2 separate regions of the Homo sapiens genome follow, and region 1 is linked to region 2. The links are chromatin loops, found by intact Hi-C in ENCODE. Cell type or tissue: IMR-90. All regions are shown on one strand.

Region 1 (8,000 bases), 120 kb after region 2:
TCATACTTTCTTCCTTTGACATGCTATCTTCTTTTGGTTTTTAAAATATAATGTTTGTCTGGTTTTCTTCTTATTTCCCTAGCAGCTGCTTCTCAGTGTCCTTTGGTTCTTCCTCTTCATCTCTCCAGTTTCTTAATGTTGAAGTGCCCTAGGGTTCAGTCTTGGATTGCTGCTCTCTTTTGTTTATTCTTACTCTCTTGGTGATATCATTCATTCTTATAGCTTTAAATATCACCTGCACTCTGATAATTCCTCAAATTTTTTTCTGTATGCCTGACCCCTGGAGCTCCAGGCTTATATTTCCAAATGCCTTCCCAAACTTATAAGTTCAATGTCTGGTATCTCATATTTAACACATCTAAAACTGAAGGCCTCATAGTCTCATCTTAATATGTTCTTTTCACAGTATCCTCTGTCTCAAATGATAGTCATTTCATCCTTCTAGTTGCTCAAGCCAAATATTCAGAAGGATCATTGACCCCTCACTTTCTGTTACACCTTATTACAATCTGTCAGCAAATCCTGTTGTTTCTACTGCAAAATGTATGCAGAATACAACCATTTCTCACCACCTTACCACTACATCCTTAGCCCAACCTATCCTTTTCTCTCTGGATTACTGCAATCATTTGTAACTGCTCCAACCATTGCTCTCTATAGTCTACTTTCAGCACAGAAACTACAGTAATCCCATTAAAAAATGAGTCAGAATATTTCTGTTCGAAAGCATCCAAAAGTAAGTTAGTTCTCAGGAAAAGCTGAAATCCTATAGAGTGTAGTAGCTTACAAAGCCCCATCCTAACTGGTTTCCTCTTAGTTCTCTGACATCATCTTCACCAACTCTCCCCTCAATCACTCTGCTCCAGGTGAAGTTGCCTCTTACTGATCCTCAAAATCATCAGACATGCTCTCTACCCAGGATCTTCACCTAGAAAGCTTTCCCCGCAGATATACCTGAGAAGAATGTAAACACCATGAGGGCAGGGATTTCTCTCTGGTTTTTTTTCGTCTGCTATGTCCTCAACATATATAGAACAGTGGTACTTACTAAGCACCCAATAATTACTTCTTAATGAATGCCTCTTATTCACGTGGCCTCCTCAAGCTAAAATATCTTTCAGTAACTAAAATATTACCTCATCTGTAAACCATGTCTTTTATCTCCAATTACACTCCTTACTCTGAATCATGGCAGGCATTAAACTATACTTCTCTTATAGAAAAATAAAGAAATTAGTGATTGAGAATATGAATATCATTTAAACAAACAATGTTGAAATTATTACTTATTCAAATGAGGTAAAATAAGAGGCTTCCAGTTAAGATAGTGTTATGAGTTCACAATTTAACTCATCCCCCTCCAAACACACAGCATAGTGATGATATTTTTTAAGGATTTAAAAATTCTTTAATTGTTAAATACTTGCTATGATTTTTTAAAAATCTAGGACAGCCTGTAATAGGCTAGTTAATTAAAGCCATAAAATTTTAAAGTATAGTTGTCTCTGGGGTCCTTAATTAAGAACATGATCCTCAATCTAAAATTCTACATTCAACTAAATTATGATGCAAGAGTACGAAGAAAACAGACATTTCCAAACATAAGAGATGTTTGGTGCCATAATTAAGGTGATGTTATAACCAACACCAAAGAGAAGTTGTGAAAATCAATAACTTCAAAAATAAAATGTGCTTTTAAATTTTTTAATATTTGTTAAACTTACTTTCTTCATACTGCTATTGGACCAACCCTCCATCCACAACACCTGGCATTTCTTATGCAAAGCTGGATTACTCTCACAGTTTATCATGAAGTTTGAATTTGCAGAATCCATTATCAAGACAATATGCAAGTTTTGCTGAATTCCTAAGAAATATATAAGAATAATAATACAATCAGGCAATCTATACGTGGTCTGGGTTAAAGAGATCAAAATTTTCTCAAATGAAATAGTAGGAGTTGTTTCTTAAAACGAGCACAATATAAAACAATATTATGTTATGATTTTTATTTTAGTTAAAAGAACACTTATAAATTTGTGTATGTGCATGTTAAGAAAAAAGACTCAGAAAAATGTCCATGAAAAATGTAAGTGTCATAATGTCTGGGTGGTGTGATTATTGCCTCATTTTTTACTTATTTCAATTTTGGATTTCTACAGTGCATATAAAACTGTTTCTATAAGAATAAAAGGCTAGTTTTTTAAAACTATGAAGTCTGGCACAATCTAAATGGTTCAATAGTTCTTTAAGACAGGAGGTACTAAAGCAGCACTAATTTCACCACATGAAACAAAGGAGGCAAGGTAAATATTCCAAAGAACATTACCATACTTTCATCATTCCTGTTTGCTAAAATTTTGCTAAGGTATTGATATGGTTTGGCTCTGTGTCCCTACCCAAATCTCATTTTGTAGCTCCCATAATCCCCACGTGTTGCGGGAGGAACCTGGTGGGACATGATTGAATCATGGAGCGGGGCAGGTATTTCCCATGCTATTCTCATGATAGTGAATGGCTCTCATGAGATCTCATGGTTTTAAAAACAGGAGTTTTTCTGCACAAGCCCTCCTTTGCTTGCTGCCATCCATGTAAAATATGACTTGCTCCTCCTTCCCTTCCACCATGATTGTGAGGCCTCCCCAGCCATGTGGGAACTGTGAGTCCAATAAACCTCTTTCTTTTGTAAATTGCTCAGTGTCAGGTAAGTCTTTATCAGTAGTGGAAAAACAGACTAATACAGGTGTTTTTATTATAGGTTAGCCTATCCACTAGTTAGGTGTTACTTTCTAAAAGCTCCAGAAAAAAGATTTAAGATACCTTTGCAATCTAATGACAAAATAAGGCAAATTAAATGATATATATTTCATACAAACCAGTTTGATTTGATTAATGAATTCTATGTCACTTACTATATGTGAAGTAATTGAAGACTGGTCCAAAAAAACCATCTTGTGAAGCTTGATCCTTAAGTGGTAACAGCAAGGGCTCTAATTCTTCAAGAGTATAGAGTCCAGGAACTTCACCTACAGAAAAATATTAGACTAATTGAAAACATTTTAATAAATGATGCTTTTTCAATTTTTGTATTTAAAAATCTGCTCTTATTCAATCTTTATTTCCAAAAATATACAAACTTTATTACCTCTACTTGACTCACAAATCTTTATCTATAGCCCTCATTTGATAAAATTCAAACACCTAAGCAAACCACTCAAAATAGTCATACACTAGCCATCTGTCTACCTTTACTGGTTATTTTTCCATCTTCCTCCATAAGACCTTGTACTCTAGCCTCAATAAACTTGTGTTCCATAAACACAACAAAATATTCTCTCTTCTTGGAATGTATACTTACAGTCATCCTCTGCCCCTTATCTTGATACCCAATAAATTCTTATCCTTCAAGATGCTACTTCCCTAACTGCTATGCCCATAAGCCTTTCTTGACTGCCCATATGCTGATTAAACACTCTTTCTCTTTCACATACTATTCAAATATATCACTTTTTAGCACTTATCACATCATTTAATAATGAATTACTTCCTTCTTATCTCCAATTAGACTTTAAATTTCTGAGGACAAATATTTGACAATGTTCAACATTTAACCCTAGAATATTCTTACCTAAGTATCTAGAACAAAAATATGTTTTACATAAATGAATGAATGAAAAGATGAACTTGTACTAGAAATCAGAAGAACTGGTCCATGGCCTGCTACTATGCAGGCCAAATCATGATGATGAATAGAATGATGAAAGGCAAATCAAAGTTGATTAAGACTACAACTTTAGTCTTAAAGACAGACTTAAAGATAGAGGGCCTGGAGCACATCTTGTTCACTTCTACAAATTGTAACAGTATTTAAAACTTGGTCCTGCATATAAGAGGCATTTAATAAATATTTGTTAAGCCAATATGTTTACAATTCACAAGAAACTATAACATTAAGTGAAAAGTCCTTTGCTACACATCCAAAATAATGCATTCATATAAGGCCCATCACAGTCTGATCCCTACTTTTCTTTAGGTTCAACTAAGAGGCACCAGACCACCCCCACCCCACAAGCTTGTACATACTTGAACACATGCACACATAAATCTGTATATGTTTTTCTTCAAATTTTAGACATACCAAGATATTTTTGATTCCTTAAATTTAGCAAAAAATGTCAGCTCTATCTATATATTATACACATTAGGGAATAAGAATTTGAAATAGAAAAAAGAAACCAAGCCTACTGAATACCTCCTCTGAAAATAAAATGCCAAGATTTGACTTCTCATTTTTACGATTATATCTTGATAATAAAGACCAATTTGTCTTAAAATAATGATTATTAGGTTAGTGCTTATCTGAATGTTTGCTTTCCAAAAAAAAAAAAAAAAAATCTGTGTTTCTGGTCTCATCAGCCAAAATGAACAATGTCTCCATCTAGTGACAACTGAAGCAATACGCAGGAATGTATTCCTTAAATATCAAAAGATGGAACGCTCTAAGTCCACTCAAGTACTACTACTTTCACTAAGCCATTATCCCTCAACTTTTTAACAGAAATGGATCTACCACTTGTCTAATTAGAGCATCCTGGTCTGTATTTCTCATCTGGGCACTAATGTTTAAATATTACTTATTATTTAACCAAAGCTGTTAAATTCTGAAGAAAATTTCTCCTCAGAGCACTAGCATGATACAAAGCAAGTATTTATTGAAAACTGAGTTGAAAATGAGTTCATATAACTTTGTCCTTTGATCCCCACAGTGATACCACCCATACAATTGAAACTAGTTTTTAAGGTTTATTTTGTACTTAAATAACAAAACACTCTTGATCCAAGTTTAAAACTAAGCTACTTCCTCCCAATCACTAACAGTGATTACTCATAGAAATATTCTAACAAACTTCATAAATTCTTCAAAAAAAAGGAAGAAATATAGGAATTCGCAAGTGTCCTCCCCAGGAAGACACCAAAAAGGTCAGGTAACACCACAGACAGCAGGAGAGTACCACAGTTTGCTGGGGACAGAGCCACAGGAGAAGAGTAGCAACAGTTCTTAGTTCAGGTTGCAGAGACTCAATTAGGGAGTCACAATAGCCAAATGATACTCCCACCATACCCCAGAGATTTTAATTCAATGGATTTAGGGTAGTAGCAAAGAATTCGTTTTTAGTTGTTGTTGTTGTTGTTGTTTTTAATTATCCTAGTGATTCTAACGTGCAATTAGGGGTGAGAAATGCTGAGGAATATAAATGGACAGTGCTTCATGTTATATCTCAGAGGAAAAACAAGACTCGAACTTATCTCAGAGGCAAAATGCAAGTAATGATTTTCAAACCATAGAAATCTTGAAAACATAAAACAATAAATATCTCTACAATCCATAGAATTCCAGATACATAGAGAGCCCACTTAGCCATAAATTTCTAGAGAGTATTTGTATTAAGATAGTCCTCTTTCAAGTGGTATTTTTCTATTATACAGATGCATAAAGTACATATAAGTTCCTTTTTTCCTTAAAAATAATTTTAATTTCTTCTTTTAAAAAACAAGATTACTGGCCAGACGCGGTGGCTCACATCTGTAATCCCAGCACTTTGGGAGGCCAAGGCGGGAGGATCACCTGAAGTCAGGAGTTCGAGACCATCCTGGCCAACATGGTGAAACCCTGTTTCTACTAAAATTACAAAAATTAGCCAGGCATGGTGGCGCATGCCTGTAATCCCAGCTACTCAGGAGGCTGAGGCAGGAGAATCACTTGAACCTGGGAGGGGGAGGTTGCAGTGAGCCGAGATCATGTCACTGCACTCCAGCCTGGCGACAGAGCAAGACTCTGCCTCAAAATAAATAAATAAACAAACAAGCAAACAAACAAGATTACTTATTACTTGATTTGTAATATCCAACTGAAGAAGGAGAATGTGCATTTTTCCAGGTTAATGAATGCAACTATATTCCAGACACATGAAATGTGGGCACTAATGTGTAGCATTATGTGGAATTTCATATATCTGGAGTATATGTATATTCATATATCCATACTAAGGCCATACTATTATATAGTTATACAACCATGCCACTACTGATAGGAAGGTTCTATCAAATGTTTGTGATTATAAATTATACTACCTATTTTCTTACATACTACTTCTTTTATTTCTGTGGGTTAAATTCCTACAGATAATAGAATGGTACATCAAAGAGTATGGCACAGCTTTTAATAAGTCCTAGATGATAATTTTCCCAAAGGTTATAACAGATAATAACCCAGCAAAAGTATATGTAAAAGTCAATTTTTCTGAATATTCACCAATACTCAATATTAACAATTTTTATATGTCTTAAATTATTGGTTTTATAAAAATGGAGTCTCTCAATTCTCCTGCCATGAGCATGTTTAACACCATGTCTCCTAAGTAAGAACTATGCCAAAAGTTCTCCAAAACAAATAAATTTTGCACAAGATAATTTTACTTGGATAATTTTTATGCCATTATTTTTATTTTCTTCGAAAAGAAACTGTTCACTTGCCTGAAGACAAAAGGCTATTGATCATCTCCAAAAATGTAGGATGTACAAACTGGTAATCCTCAAGAAGTAAAACTACCTGTTGTGCTTCAATTCCTGCAAGTTGCAGCACCTGCAAAATCAGAAAATATTTTTTAGTGCCCTTTAAGTATTTTTGGTACAGTTAAAAATTAACATTTTGTATTTGTATGTAAAGTATGCCAGTATCATGTGTTTATTTATTCATTTATTTCCATTTTAATAATTAAAAATCAAACTTTAGCCACATAATTTGGAAAGTAAATCCAACCCCTAAGTAAATACTAATTATTTTACAGCTAGGCCATTAAAATTAAAACAAGTAGATCATTTTTATCTCTACTCATATATTTCCTATGTAAATTCCATCCTTCTGTTTACCATTCATGTCTGTCTAACATCCCATGACCTGGAGTATCTGCTTCCTAGAAATTCTAATAGTATTCTCTTTCCTGTCTATAGATAAAAATGTAATTTTCTAATAATCATGGAAAAAATAATCTAAATTAAAATAAAGACTACATTGTATAACAGAGAACTTTAGTTCTTTAAAGATGTTCTTTAAAACTTTAGTTCTTTAAACCTTTAGGTCTTTAAAGATGTTTAGAGTAATAACCAATGTAATTTAAAACCAAATAAAGCAAAAGAGAGTGGGCAACTCACATGTTTGAGATCATTTTTGAACTGCTTCAGTTCATATCCTCTGGAAATCTTTGGAGAAAACAGGACCGCTCCATGCATGTGACTGACTAAAGAAGTGATGGTCCGACGACCTACACCACTGCGTCCTGCTAATAGAAGTGAACCTCCAGGGAAACTCAGCACTCTATCTATCCTAGACATATACTCCAAGACTTCGTGGAAAAGTAAAATGTCTAAATTCTGGTTATCTCGTCCATAATGAATAAGACCCTTTTAAAAAAATCAGAATATTTTATAATTAATATAAGCCCTAATTACATAATAAAAATGTTACTTACCTAGGTTAAAATATTATATTTTTGATACATTCAAGAAAAAAAGTAAAGTGACTACATATCATCTCACACTCAATATTTTATATGTCTGGTAATCCTGGATAAATATATTGGCATTCTCTAAGGAAAAACTCATGTCAAACAAGTTCAAGGGTCCGTGAAAATCAGTTACTTTTGGTCACTGCTACACTAATAAAAAGCAGCATGAGATAGCAGGTTAATTATAAAACTTTAAAATTGCTCAAATTTTATCAGTTGTCATGAATCAGTGTGCATAGACCATGAAAAAAATCCCCAAACTCTAGAAATCTAGTGCCTAAAAAATCTTTTGTGAATGTTTGTTCTTTCGCATTGCTTGGGAATGAATCAAAAGCTAACACAGGTACCATGCTCTGCCAGGGACTACCTGATAGAGTGCAGGAAGGGAGAAAGGAAAATTAGACTTTACATATTTAACAACTTTCAACGCTTCAA
Region 2 (8,000 bases):
TAATTTAAAAGAAGCAAAATTTCAAACATTACTAAGTCTGAAGTTATAAGAGAAGTATAATTTCTGCTTTAAAGATTTCTTCAGAAGAACTTAATTTAGCTTAATTTTAAAGTGTTTCTCATTTACTCAAACTGTCTTGATTGCACAAATTCGTACAAACATAACACAAATGATCTAATTCATGCAAAAAGTTTTTCTTCAGCAATGAAATGAAAAGTACATATATTTATTCAGATATAAATTCACAAGATACAAACTTAGTAGAATACATGTTTCTATTTTACCACTTACGTGGCAGTGGGACTTTTTCTACACATTTCTCTCCCCACTAAACTGAATTCCTTCAAAACAGGGACTATTTTTATTCACCTTTACATTCCAAAACCTATTCTAATATTATATTAGAGGCAAATAATGTTGGATAGCTGAGATAAATAAAAGTAAAAAATACCAGAGGATCAATACAAATACTTCAGGAGAGGATAAGCTTTGGACTGGGTATTGAACGAAGAATTTAAATAAGCAAAAGCAGTGGCAAGAGTAATTCTAGAAAAGATATAAAGAAATACTGAAATACCTATAGCCAAAAACGCTAATAGCAAAAATATTTTAAGATATTTTTTCAATCAACTCAAACAATATTTATAGTTGCTTTAAATGTAAAATACATCTTTAAAACAAAAGCAATATTCATTAATAGAAAGTACCAAGGACACTAAGGGTACCATCAGCAAACAGGTACTGGCACACCACCCCACAACAAAAAAAAGAAAAGGAGAAGAAAAATACATGCTCTACCCTTGAATAACTCAGAATCCTGTAAGAGAGTACAGAAAAAAACATGCTTCAGTTTCTTCTAACATCAGTAATAACAATTTCTCCCTGAATCTTGTATTCACATTAGATTACTTACATTTTGCCTTTAACTTTTATTGGCAGAGACAGAGGTTCTGGTCAGTGTCAAACTTCCTAAATTAATCACCTATATTCATTTGCATCACTTTTTCACCCACTTTCCCTCCCAAACTACTGCAATTAGATTTCTATCCTCCAACATTCTACAGAGATGATTCTAGAAAAGATTTTGAAATACTGAATAATGCCCAATTCCTTATAACTTAGCCCTCCTCTTCCACTCCCTGAACAACCAGCATCACTCCCTCCCATCACCTGAAGACTCTCTTTTAAAGCTCTTCTGCTTGTCTTGTTTTCTGAATGCAGATCACTCTTGCTAAAATTCTTTCAAAGATTTTCCCATCTTCAAGTATGTGTTAATCATAGATATTTCCCAGGATACTACCTTCAGGCATCTTTCTTTTCTGTTTCATCCTTCCTAGCAATCAATCTCTAATTCTCACAGCTTCCTCTGTCACAGATGTACTTCTTTTTTGTCAAATCTTTTTTATCATATCTACATCTGAAGTCTGTCCTACGTTTATTTAGTCTATGTTCCTACTAGACATTTCCAAATAGATATTTTATGGCAACTCAAATAAACATTATTGCATGGGCAATTCGAACTAACATATCAAATTTATCTCTCCCCCTCCTCACCATCAAAAACAAAACCCAAAGTCTCTTGCTTTTGACTTTCACATTTTGGTTAATGTAACATCCCTACGGTAATTATAACAGTGGAAAAGTTGAGGAAAAGAGTGTATTAGCTGATGTGGTTGAGAATGCCATGTGGTGTGTATACTGCAGCAGGTTACAAAAACAAAAAAACTGCTAACTACTGACACACAGCATCTGTACATAAGTATAATCAACAATTTGCAGTAGATAGATACAACTTGTGGTCATTGCCTTGAATGTATGTACTCATTTTTGGCCTTCATATTTGTACAAAATTGGTTATACAACTTTGGCATTAGCCTGTCCTTAAAAGCCCAAATCATCAAATACCTGATGCAATATCAGTTCTTATATCCCTGAATTTGTGCATGATAAATAATGTTTTCTAATCTACTTTTTGTTAAGTACATTGACAGGCATGGTGTCAAATCAAACTTTGTAGTATCTGAATATTTACTTTCAAATAAGGGTGTTTAAATGTGGCTTGGAATGAAAAAAATCTCTAAATATATAAATTCTATTAGTTCAGTTGCATATACATCTTTATAATTTGAAAAATAAAACGTTAAAATGATTGAAGCACTGTGAAACCCTTTTAAGTAAAAAATGGTAATTAAAAAATAAGTACTCAAGTAAATAAGCAGTGAAACAGACTGACAGTTAAAATACAAATAAGAAAATAAGTGTTAACCAAAAAACCTTAGGAAGAATTTTATCTTCGTTTCATCCCAAAAGTATTCATAAAAATTGGAATACTAAGGCAAGACAAACTAGTAGAAATTAGATCATATTACGATAAATTTGGGATAATTTTTTGCTATATTCGAGTGAGTAAAAAGTAAAATGAAGTCTGGGTTGAATCAGGACAATCTGGGTAAACAACATGGGCGTCTATCTTCTCATAGTACTATTTCCTTAGAAACTACGTAGTTAAGATAAGGGTGGAATGTTTTATCTGCCTAGTTTGTCATGAAACCCCTGTTCCTTGGGACTCCACTTAGCCTGGGGAGCTGTGTGTTGGTATACAAGCACTGGACTTTTGTAGCTAACATGAAATAGAAGATTGGTGGGAAACTAAGGCTACAGCTTCGCAGTACCAAGATGACCCCCACATCCTTGGCTCTTGTCAATGGCCCAGGAGCAAAATAAGTTCTGTATATAGGTAGCTGCTTTGCTTGGCCTCCCTGTAAGATGAAGATGCTGAACATTCTGTATTTCTTCTCCTGTATCTCTAAGTCTCTAAGGCTGTATCTGCTCTATCTTACCCTATTACCTTCATTAGATAATTGATCCAAACTATGCTAAATCAGATTCCCCTAGAACCTGAATGATACTGAGACTAGCAGTTGCAGAAGCCATGTTCTGTTAATAATAGAACTTTCAAGAGAAGGTTTTGAACTTCTATTGATAAGGTTCCCAAAGCAAATCCTTTTTTGGAGCCTATGAAATAACTTTTTATTCTTTTAATAACCTTTTAATTATATTAACCTTATTTGCTTAAGTATTGTAAAATTTTATGTGAATATTCAAATATATGTATTATACACACACACACGTATGTATTTGGGTAGAACTTGAGTTTAAACATTAAAATAGAGAGGGCTGGAACAAGATGGCTAACTAGATGCAGCCAGGAAGAACCATTCCCACTGAGAGATACCAAATTATCAAGTAATCCAACAAAATTTGGGCAGATCTTGGGGAAGAAAACACTACCGAGAGTGGATGGAGAAGTGACGCTGATGCTCAGGGTGAAGCGGGAGGAAGCTGGAACCCTGTGTGCCTTAACATAATGCTCGGGGCTGTTCCCGGCCCCAAGCAACTCCTGAGGAAGTGATGAGTGAGGAGACTGAGGGACATCTCACCCTCACCTTGGACCTATGGAATCCTAGCTCAGCGGACCCCGCATCCACCATGGATGTGTGAGCTGGTGGAGGATCTGCCTGGAGACTAGGCAGAAACAGTGCTTCAGCTGCTGTGGAGCTCAGGAGCTTTTGTGTGCAGGACAGCTGTAGTAGAGTAAGGCCCTAAGTGCCCATTCCCCCAGGGGTCCTCATCACCCTCCTAGAGGCTCTAGCATCAGCTGACTGCCAGGCCAAGAGACAGCAGGCTGGCTTCCCCCACAGGATTGGGGCACATCTGTTCTGCAGGCCTTCCCACTGCCGAGCCCCTCCATAGCCACCCCGCAGGATCGTGTGCACAACGCAGCCTCCACAGCCCTGCCTGAGTGCTCCGCACTATCTGAGTATTTTCCAAGTAACCTAGGGGCACTTCAGATCCCCCAGTGCTGCCAGAGTCTGACCCCAAGCCAAGGGCTGTTCCAGTGTCCCCGGAATGCGGTCTGCAGCTCAGGAGTACCGAGCCCAGATCTGCGGCCAACACTGGAGCTGGGGAGAAGCGCCCACCCTCAGATCACTGAGAGGGGTGGGACGTGCAGGTTTGTGGGCCAGCACAGAGGCGGTTCGTACGTCCCTCCACAGGGCTGGCCCAGAAAGCGTATGGCCGGCCTATCTCCCGGATGCAGCCTGTCAGAGGGAGCCCAACCACCCCGAACACATAGCAAAAGAAACCCGGGGAAGGAGCCAATGATCAGAAGAGGCTCACTCAAAGCCAAGGACGGGGCCCTGGTGAGATGATTTTATTCCCCGCCCCTCCCTCTACTCCCAAGAACGTGCCTGCGAAAACAAGGAAATAACAAAAAAACCACAGGGCTAAGTAAGAGCCTATCTACCAGCCACTACTCCTAAGCGCCATCTATTGGACTGAAGCCCAAACTACAACACTAAACATTATTCTGCTAATAGATGCCGGAAACCAAGAGCAAGAATTCACCCACAAATAAAGACACTGTACAGAGCCTTGGCCCTCTGAAAGCGCCCCAAACCAAACCCAACTGAGTGCACCCAACTTGCATCAGAGTTAAAGGAACGCCAGCCCCACCAGATGAGAATCAGAGAAAAAACTCTGGCAATTCAAAAAGCCAGTGTCCCCTTACCTTCAAAGGAGCCCACTATACGCCCATCCCCCGCCCACCAGCAACGGTCCCTAATGAGACTGAAATGTCTGAAATGACGTAGAATGCAGAATGTGGCAAAAAAGCTCAACAAAATTCAGGAGAAAGTTGAAATCCGATCCAAAGAATCCAAGGTATCCAGTAAATCAATCCAAGAGCTCAAAAATGAAACAGGCATTTTAAGGAAGAACCAAACTGAACTTCTGGAATGGAAAAATTCACTACAAGAATTTCATAATACAATCAGAAGTATTAACAGCAGTATACAGGTGAAAGATCTCCACAAAGAGAACTATGGAAACAGACACATAAACCAACAGAACAGAATAGAGGGCCTAGAAATAAAGCTACACACCTACAACAATCTGACGATCTTTGACAAGGTCCATAAAACAAGCAGTGGGGAAAGAACTTCCTATTCAATAAATGGTACTGGGTTAACTACCTAGCCATGTGAAGAAGATGGAAACTAGACCCACTCCTTCCACCATATACAAAAATCAACTCAAGATGGATTAAAGACTTAAATGTAAAAGCTAAAACTATAAAAACCATGGGAGACAACCTAGGAAATACAATTCTGAACATTGGCCCTGGCCCAAAAATTTCATGACAAAGATGCCAACAGCAATTGCAACCCAAACAAAAATTGTCAAATGAGACCTAACTAAAGAGCTTCTGCAGAGCAAAAGAGACTATCAACAGAGTAAACAGACAACCTACAGAATAGGAGAAAATGTTTGCAAACTAAGTACTCAACAAAGGTCCAATGTCCAGAATCTATAAGGAACTTAAAGAAATTAACAAGCAAAAAACAAACAAGCCCATTAAAAAGTGGGCAAAAAACATGAAGAGATGCTTCTCAAAAGAAGACATACATACGGCCAATAAACATATGAAAAAATATTTGACATTGTGATCATTAGAGAAATGCAAATCAAAACCACAATGAGATACCATCTCATGCCCATCAGACTGGCTATTATTAAAAAGTCAAAAAATAACAGGTGCTGGCAAGGTTGCAGAGAAAAGGGAATGCTTACACACCACTGGTGGGAATGCAAATTAGATCAACCATTGTGGAAAATAGTTTGGCGATTTCTCGAAGAACTTAAAACAGAACTACCATTTGACCCAGAAATCCCATTATTGGGTATATACTCAAAGGAATATAAATGGTTCTACCATAAAGACATATGCACATGAATGTTCACTGCAGCACTACCCACAATAGCAAAGATATGGAGTCAACCTAAATGGCCATCAATGGTAGACTGAATAAAGAAAATGTGATACATAGACAACATGGAATATGCAACATAAGAAAAGAACAAGACCATGTCCTTTGCAGCAAGGAAGTGAAGGAGCTGGAGCAAGACCATGTCCTTCACAGCAAGGATGGATGGAGCTGGAGATCATTTTCATAAGCAAACTAACACAGGAACAGATAACCAAATACCACGTTCTCACTTATAGGTGAGATCTAAACACTGAGTATACATGGATACAAAGAAGGGAACAACAGACACCAGGGCCTACTTGAGGGTGGAGGGTGAGAGGAGAGGGAGGATCGAAAAATTACCTGTTGGGCACTATACTTATTACCTACGTGATAAAATAATCTGTACACCAAACCCTTACGACACACAATTTACCTATGTAACAAATCTGCACATTTCCCCTGAGTCTAAAATAAAAGTTTAAAAAGAAAAAAAATCAGAAAATCAAATATTTTAAAAAATATATTTAAAGTAAAACTGGAATGTGTTGTGAAAATAAAATGTTTAAATAAAGCTTGTGGGGTCTACAGTACTAAATCAAGTTTAATTTTGTCTCCTTCAGGCTCACTAGCAACTTTTTTTGAAGGTAGATCTTTTTTTTAGGTTACCTGAGAACTGATCATGCGCTGAGATGAGCGAGCGATATTGGCAGGCAGACCAAAGAAACTAGGTTTGTCGTCCTCTGGAATTTTCTCAATGACAGCACGATAGTCCTAAATATAAAGAAGTGAAAAACAGTTTTTTTAAAAAATAAAGATTGAACTTACAATCATTGAAATAAGAAAGAATACTTTGAAATGTTCAATTATTATTTGTATTTTTATTTTCTAGATAAATCTCACTTTGTATGATATTAACTCAGTTATCTGTGGGAAGTATTCTGTCATTAATACTTCTTCACACTTCAATTATTTGATATTATATTTTCTTATCATAACTCCCACATACAAAGGGACTCCGAATTATTTACAACATATTTGAGTGATTATGCCTACTATATGTAAGCTACCATGTTAGATGTTTTTAGGATAGCTCTGTAATTTTTTTCCTATAACTTACCAAAGACCAATCTGCAGAGTGCAGTTCTGCTCATGTTAAATTAAGCAGTTATATATATATATATATATTTATATATTCAGGCAATCTACTTTTGTTTCTTTTTAACTTAGAGAAACCTTGTAAACGTGTAGAAGCACTGCTTTGTAAATTGCTTTATAATAGAGCAATTCCAGTTAGTCTTCAGTTTGCTGGTGAGGTGTGATAAAATGCATTGATAATCCTATCATTTCATCCTAAGAATTACCCTACACATTGAATAAGCTTGGCTTGTTGAGCATTCATTTCAACAGTTACTCACTCATGACTTTAAATCAAAAACTAAGTGCAGGCAAAAACACTTATTCAGTTTGGCCTAAACATGGAAACTGTTTTGTTTTCATGAAGAGAAGTTATTTTAAGGCAAGTACTGCACGTGCATCTAAACCGTGTTTGCTGAAGTAGGCATGGGAGACTTGGCCTCTGACTTCCCCTCATCCGTTCTTATCCTTGGCAGCTGACCCTGAAGTATTTCCAAGGAGACAGTTGGACTCCAGGAAGTCCGGGGCCTGTAAATATGTCACATTTTGGAAAGTCATGCTGTTCTTTGAAATTCTTCCAATCCTTTAGCTTAGCATTTGTAAACTTCCTCAAGGTATTCAATCACAATATATACGTATAAATGTATATGTACATGTACATGAGTGTATGTTTGCATATATGTGTGCATGTATTATCGTGGGAAACATTCAGTGTCTTTCATCTAACTCAATTAGAAAGCTAAACAGTGATTGTCATAAGTCATCCTATAAATTTAAAAATATTTACTCTTTGTAGAGTTATACACTTTGCTTATTTCAAAATAGCTATGAAATCTTGTCTAGACTGGCTAGAGTCTTCTGTCTATCTAGAACTATACAGTGATATGCTGACTAGTAACTGGCAGTTACATATTCAGACTGATTTACCCTTACTTGTACATAAAAATATATATATACCACGTGATATAATTTATATAAACAGCACAAAAACAAGAAAACTAGGCTGTTAGAGTTAAGTATAATGTACCCTTTGTGGGAGAGGTAGTAACTAGAAGG

What was found. Hi-C counts contacts between places; a loop is a spot of excess contacts. Peaks named below come from ENCODE experiments on the same cell type or tissue, not always from the same donor. Only the 100,000 strongest peaks of a DNase experiment are listed, where the experiment ranks them.
Region 1: it touches region 2 in a loop (3-fold over the local background); 3 of 110 quality-filtered maps call a loop at or near these places.

What each region holds. Positions count from the first base shown.
Region 1 is chr11:103,198,689-103,206,688 of GRCh38, reverse strand. It overlaps DYNC2H1 (dynein cytoplasmic 2 heavy chain 1), which reads right to left. Exons shown (of 89, transcript NM_001377.3): 49 at 7,213-7,461; 50 at 6,535-6,643; 51 at 2,913-3,026; 52 at 1,725-1,867. Among named protein-coding and RNA genes, the nearest start is that of DYNC2H1, 93 kb to the right of the region's middle. In IMR-90, a CTCF peak has its summit at 4,442 (motif pointing left); a DNase peak (open chromatin) is centred at 4,448.
Region 2 is chr11:103,322,467-103,330,466 of GRCh38, reverse strand. It overlaps DYNC2H1 (dynein cytoplasmic 2 heavy chain 1), which reads right to left. Exons shown (of 89, transcript NM_001377.3): 82 at 6,477-6,581. Among named protein-coding and RNA genes, the nearest start is that of DYNC2H1, 220 kb to the right of the region's middle. In IMR-90, a CTCF peak has its summit at 4,324 (motif pointing left); a DNase peak (open chromatin) is centred at 4,306; H3K27ac peaks cover 337 bases.